Regions from separate parts of the Homo sapiens genome. Here region 1 is linked to region 2. A link is a contact called in ENCODE Hi-C data. All regions are on one chromosome and are shown on one strand. Each heading gives the region's core, a stretch centred on a gene start or an enhancer-like site at or near the end of the contact. The rest is flanking DNA. Distances are from core to core; before and after follow the strand shown. Region 1 holds the start of BAMBI (BMP and activin membrane bound inhibitor). Region 2 holds the start of THNSL1 (threonine synthase like 1).

Region 1 (3,569 bases), core at 1,066-3,565, 3.7 Mb before region 2:
CTCTGCTCTTTCTCCTCCTCCCTCCAAGCTCACTTTATTTTCCACATAAAGCTCACCAGTCTTCTGGGGTGATGACTACATATCCCTAGTTTGACAAATTCCATATATAGATTTAAAGTATAAATAAAACAGATTAAAAGCCCATTTTGACCCTATTAGCTTCAGACCTTGTACAGAAAAGGAAGACTGAATACAAGTAAAATGCTGCTTAAATGTTTATGAGAGCCTATTTTCAATGACCTAAAAACAGCCTAATAAAATTTTGACAGGTAACTGGGAAAGTTCTAACTACCTTTTTTTTTTAATTGGAGCCACATTTTAAGCAAGGAGAATGGACTTTTGTACCACTGTATTAAAACTATATTTCTGTCGTTCATAAAGTTTCTTCCTGTGGCATGCAAAAGGCCAGAAAGGGGACTGGTATTTTGAAACTGTGGAACAATGCCCTTCTGTTTCTGTCCCCTTCTCGTTACTGTATGTAGTGATTAAACAAAAATGTCTGCTTTAGTCAAGATGGCTACAGGAGAGACTGCTGGCTTCTTTTAAAGCTTTTGAAGTCCGCAGCCGTCAGAAATCTCTGATCCCCTAATTATATCATTATCAGGCACATAGTTTCGGTATCTGTGACTTCATGTCAGCCTCAGTCCCTCCCTGTTCTGCCCGCCTTTGATAGGGCCAGGAGGCTCCCCTCTGCAAGCCACAAGGGCTGTTATTTAGGGTTAATTACACCCTTCCTTCCAAAATAAATAAATACTGTAGCACATCATCCTCGCTGGGCTAGCTTATGCTTTAACCTCATGCCTGCTACATAGCAATTAAAGAGAAGTAGGGGGCTGCAAAGACTAAACTGCTTCCTACTTAAAAAAATTATCTGTTCACAGAACAGTAGGTAGATTTCACAGCAGGGAGGTGAGGAGAACCTTGAAATTCGGAGACAGTTCGGGTTATTTCTTTCTAAAAGGTGAAAGCCTGCAGAGGAAAGAAGAAACTGACCCGCTGCCTTTTTTTTTTTTTTGGTCCTGTTTGTAAAATATGAGGTGAGTGGCAGTGAGACGCTGACAGAGCCTACTCCTCCCGGCTGCTGAAAAGCAACACAACACACACTTCTGCACACCTCGGACACCTAAACTCTCAGGGAGACCCACACACTCGCTCGCACACAGAGAGATGTACGCAGAGACACACTCACACAGAGACTCAGATGCACATTCAGAGATACAAAGACACTTAGAGACAGACACAGAAATGCATTCAGAAAGACACACTCAAGATCAGAGATACAGAGACTCACACATTCAGAGACACAAAGACTCAGAAAGAGACACAGAAATGCATTCAGAGATACATTCAAAGAGACACAGAGATACGCTGAGTGATACAGAGGTTCAGACACACTTTCAGAAACACAACGACACTCAGAGACACAAAAATGCATTTAGGGATACTGAGACTCAGAGACACACTCACAGAAATACACCCTGAGGCACTCACACAGACACGCTGAGGGCACGCGGCAGCTACAGGCCAGGATCTGCGATTCCTCCCGGCCGCCCGAGCCCCCAGGGTGCGGAAGCGGCGGCGTCGAGGCCGAGACTCCGGCCCCGCTCCCCGCTGGGCTGCAAACGCGCCGCTCCCCGCAGGCAGAGCCAGGAGGACCCTCTGATCAGCGCCTGCCCTTAGATCGGAGTCCGCATCCACGCGCCAGGCCACCGCCGCGACTTCTAAGAACACAGCAACTTGTCGCGACCTGCGGCTCCGGCGCAGGAGGGAGCCTCGCCTGCCGCTAACAAAGCCTCTGCAGCCGGCTCCAAAGCCCCGCGGCGAGGACGGGACCCCGGGCCCCGTGCGCCCCCGGCACCCACCTTTGGTGAGCAGCACGGCCATGGCGCAGAGCTCCAGCTGCAGCCAGATGAAGATGTAGCTGGAGTGGCGATCCATTGACGCCCCGCACGGCCGCGGCGCCCCCGCCGGCTTCCGGAGCCCCGGCTCGGCGGCAGCCTACGACCCCCGGAGCGCGCAGGGCATGGGCCCTGCCCGGAGCGGCGGGCGCCGTCAGCGGCGGGGCTGGGTTTCGGGCCGCTGCCGGAGCATGGAGCGCGGCTACAGGGCGCGCCCAGGAGCCCAGAAAAGTTTCCCGGTCCCCCGTCGGCGGCCACTGGCTCCCTTGCCCCGCTCGACTCTAGGGACGCACGCTAGCCCCGGGTCGGGAGTGGGCTCCCGGCCTTCAGTCCCCGCTAGCGGCCGTTCTCAGCGAAGAGAGTAGGGTCTCCACAGCACGCAAGGGTATCCGCCGCAGCTCCCGCCCGCGCCAGCCCAGGTCTCTCCGGCTCCGCGCCGTAAATAGCGCCCCGCGCCGGGAGCCGGCCTGCACCGCCCCGCCTCGCCCCGCCCCACGGCGTCCGATTGGCCGCCGGGCTCCTGTCAATCCGCCCCGCAGCGGGGGGCGGGCCCAGACGCGAGCGCTGGGGGACCTGCCCGGCGGCTCCGAGCGGCGCCGGCGTCTGGGGCGCCCGGCTGGGGCGCCCGGCTGGTGCGCTGCCGTCTCCCGCGCTCCCCCTTGCGGAGGCCTGCGCGTCAGTGACCTTCGCGAGGCGCCGGGGGAGCCCAGCCCCGGGACCGGCTCGGGAACCCGCCTCCGAGACCCTGACGGCTCAGCCTCGGGTGGTCAGCGTTCCCCAGCGCGGGGCTTCTTTTGGGTGCCCCCCGAAACACGCAGGGGGTCCGTGTGGTCGTCCTCCCCGGCCGCACTGCGTTTTCTGGAACCCCCAGGGGCGAGTGACAATGCCCCGGCCTGTGCAGGTGGCGGAGGAGGGTTCGGGTGGGAGCCCGGGGGAGGCGGCCCAGCGCTGGGGTCTGCATTCAGCCTTCGCCCCCCACCCCCTCAGCGTGTCCGCCTCGAGCTGCCCGCCATGGGATCAATAAAGCCCAGACAGACTGACTGTTGATCCGTTAGGAGCCGCTAGGTTCTCCCGGGTACGCGGGACGAGTAGCGGGCTAGAGACACTTAACGAAAATTAGCAAATCCAAAAGCACCCGGCGCCAACGAGACGACACTGGCCGAGACTGACACTCAATTAACCACCCCCCAAACAATGGCTGGCAAACACGCCGGCTGACCCTGATCAATATCAGCCCCGCAGTGATCTCCTCCTTGAGATGCTAATTCATTTATTAGGGATCGCGGGGCTGCCCTTCCCAAGGTACTCAAGGTGGTCTTGCTGTAGTTTTGTTTCCCCCTCCGCTTTGGAAGGAATTAAGGTTAAAACTCATTATCTGAGGGAATGTTCTTTTATCCTCTCCCTCCAAAACCTGAGATGAACAAAAGTCGACCATTTGCAAAATTCTTCTTGAGAATCTGCCAGAGCTTCCCTACCGGATATGTCAAAAGGGGGTGGGGGGTGGGGAAGGAAAGAAAGAGAAGCACATTTCATGCTAAGGTGAGAATTATAAAGACAAATCCTTTAGGACTAGAGTGCAGACATGAGCTTTGAGACTAAGAAAAATGTACATATGTCTTGAGGACTGAAAGTCAAGGCGAACATATCTCAAACGCCTAACCTTTTAAAGTT
Region 2 (3,171 bases), core at 573-3,072:
TTGGCCTAAAAAGGCCTGAAATATTTACTGTCTACCCCTTTATAGACAGTTTGTTCATCCCTGTAGGTATATACCAGTTAATTCCCTGTGGACATGCGGTGGACACAGGCATTTTTTTGAAGTGTCATTTCAAGAGCATTATAAAAACTAGAAATAATTTTGCTTAAACACACTTTCAAAAGGCAAGGAGAATTGCAGATCAAATGTCTAAGAAAAAAGAAAAGTTTTTTTCCAAATGATTTAACAACCTGCTCATGGCTGTAAACTAACTATACCACAGTGAGGTCTTGCACAAATTGTTTAGCATTTTTTAAAGCATAATAAATATACAGACATCAGTGAAATTATTTTATTTCAGTAACCCCAGAACATCAAGGCTACCAAAGGCCAGTTGGTGCTAACTGCAGAAATCATGTTTTGCCCTTACTTGCTATTTCAGGAACTGATTAACACAAATAGTCTCAAGGTGTTCCTTCTAATTAGAAAATTCATAAGCTTTAGCCAGTGACTATCCACTTGGCTAATGGCGTTATCATTCCATGAGTCCTTGGTTCGAATCTTCGTACATACAGGAGGTTTCCCGCCAAATTTTTTCTCTATACTTGCTAAACAGAAATCCCAAACATAAAATACTCAAGGGCGAAAAGAAAGGGGCAAAGTGATATAGATTTGGATCTAGATCTAAATATAGATCTACAGATCCATCTATCTAAAATGTTTTGGAAGACAATCTGATGTGAAGAAATCTGGAGAATTTTCCCTAAGCGTCTGGGACAAAAATTAAAATCAACTGTATACAAAAAAAAAAAAAAGAAAAACTTAACGTATTCTTATGTAGTGAAATTCAGTAAGAGCCCAAAGTAAGGACCTACACATTCAGTAAAGCCTTTTTATACAGGAACTAAAAGGTTCACCAGGCCATTGTGTTGTTTTAATCACTCCGCCAGCCAACCAGGCAGTGAGAAACCCAGACTCAAGTGTGTTTTCTCTCCTCTCCGGGAAGCTTTATTTCCTTCGGGCAGAGTGGCCTCTGTACCGGTGGTTCAGAGGCATCCATCTTCCTCCCCAAATCCTATTACCAAAATGTCTTTTAAACACTCGGGTAAAAGCGTCTAAATGACTTTCCTACGGCAGGCCCATGTGCATAGATTTACGGGTGACCAGGTGGAACAAAAAGGAATAAAACCGCTTCTCAGAAGACAATTTTCCAACAAGGGACACCAAAAACTGGACAAAAACGTAAAGGCCCACTTAAAAGGCTTCTCCTCTTAGTTTAGGCTGCTCATTTACAAAGAGCAGGTCCACTGGTTCCTGGAGAACGACCTAGAGGAAGAGTCCCGACCCGGGGAAGAGCAGGCGCAGAGCCGACCCGGAGGACCGCCCAAGGGGCGGTCCCGGGAGCAGGGGCGGGAGGGCGAGCGCAGCAGGCGGAGGAGGCCGCGGGCCCCGTGCGCGCACTCACACACGTGGCGGGCAGGGCTGCGCGGCGTTCCGAGGAGCCTCGACCAGAAGCAGCAGGAAAAATGCGCGCAGAGTTGAGATGACCAGCGAGTAGCGGAAAGGGGAAGGGACGGTACGGGGAAAGGCATGCGATGGGAGCGGGCTGGCTTCTAGTTTTCCTTCCTTTCTCCTCCAATAACTCACCAAGGAAATCTCACTGAGAAGACGGGGGAAATGAAAGGAAATGGGGGAGCAGTGTCCACGAGCCGCTAAAGCCTCCACAGGAGACGGAGCACCGTACCTGCAGCTAGCTCCCCGGTCCCGCCCCCGCGCAGTGGACTCTGCGCCTGTGCCTGCGGCGGCCAGCGTGCCTCCGCTCCACGCCCTTCCCCGAGCGGCCTCGCGCAGGGCACGTGACTCTCCTTTCTCACTGTAGCCTATCCGAGCACTCCGATCTCCTCAGGCTCCTCCCCTCCCTCGTCTCCCTGGCGGCGCTGGCCTTGCGTCCTCGTGGTCTCAGCCGCTCGCTCCGCCCACACCGCGATTGGGGCCTGCTCACAAAAACCTTATTGGGTGACGCCTGCGCACCAGCTGCGCTTTGCCGTCTCTACTAGGATTTTTCTTTTTTCCCCAGATACACAGAAATAGAAAAGAGCACAGTTTTTAAGGGGACATCATTTTCACCCCGTTAACTTTCAAAGGCACGTAAAAACAGTGGCTTCCAAATGAGCTTCTCTAGCAGAAGGCGCTGCAGAAAGAGGGAAGAGGGGAGACCTAGTTTGCGGTGCTGCCTGCCACTTCCTCGTTGCCTAGTAACGGTTTCCACGGCAACCGCACAGTCAACGACGCTTAGCAATCCGGAGAGAAATAGGGTGTTTTCTTCCCGAGAGAGGACTGCTAAGAGGGGGTTAAAGGGGGACGATGTGAAGGAGAGAACCTGTGGTCCTTCAGAAGGCGAAGAAGAAAGAAAGGGGAAGCAGTGAAGAAAGGGACGGAGATACTGGGACAGGGAGAAAAAAGTTGTGGAGAGTAGCTTTTAAGGAGTCATTTGGTGGCCATGGATCCAACGTGCTCTTCTGAGTGCATTTATAACCTCATACCCAGTGACTTGAAGGAGCCTCCCCAGCCTCCTAGGTATGTGGATAAGCAAAGACTATCACTTGAAACAAGAATGGGGAATACTCAGTATTAATTAAGCATACATATACTGGAATTTTTAATAATAAATAAAATGTATTTTTGCCTCGATGAAGTAGCCTTGGAGGATAACTTGTTAGAGAAAAGGTCGAAATATCTAGGTATTCAGCATCTCACAGTTTTACAGAGAGGGCAGTCTGGCGCTGTGAGATGACCATTTTATTATATTACACTTAACCTCTTATTAATACGGTATGTGATTATTGTGTAATTTAATTATATGTGATATACAGCATAGTATGAAGTTTCATGTTGAAAAGAAAAAAATCACAATTCTATTATCTTGTTTAAGGATACTTGATGTTTGGTTTCAGGAGTTCGGTGTTGTATTTCTAACTGCACTACTCCCTCTCTAATGGGATAGGATAGGACTTTTCCCCCAAGATTTTTATGAAATATAAATTTACATTTGCTTTTGAGCCTCAGGTTTTTGATCAGTGAAACGAAATATCTACCACTATTAGGCAGTTTCTAAGGACTTTTTCAGATCTAATGGTTTAAATGGAAGGAAGAATTGGTGGATAGATAATGAAC

The links. Hi-C counts contacts between places; a loop is a spot of excess contacts on that map. Pooled maps may share reads with other maps.
Region 1: a map of B cell shows a loop between it and region 2 (20-fold over the local background). The contact joins the promoter of BAMBI here to the promoter of THNSL1 in region 2. A Hi-C loop is called at or near these places in 3 of 168 maps with a recorded cell type or tissue (B cell, CD8-positive, alpha-beta T cell and naive thymus-derived CD4-positive, alpha-beta T cell) and 6 of 50 pooled maps.

What each region holds. Positions count from the first base shown.
Region 1 is chr10:28,676,267-28,679,835 of GRCh38, reverse strand. BAMBI (BMP and activin membrane bound inhibitor) reads right to left here and starts at 2,315. Exons shown (of 3, transcript NM_012342.3): 1 at 1,863-2,315. The coding sequence starts at 1,938. RefSeq lists silencers at 1,418-1,562, 2,288-2,847.
Region 2 is chr10:25,015,263-25,018,433 of GRCh38, reverse strand. THNSL1 (threonine synthase like 1) reads right to left here and starts at 1,822. Exons shown (of 3, transcript NM_024838.5): 1 at 1,742-1,822. It overlaps ENKUR (enkurin, TRPC channel interacting protein), which reads left to right and starts at 2,276. Exons shown (of 6, transcript NM_145010.4): 1 at 2,276-2,574. The coding sequence starts at 2,498. RefSeq lists enhancers at 1,101-1,180, 1,780-2,074, 1,385-2,147 and silencers at 1,431-1,510, 1,691-1,890, 2,221-2,270.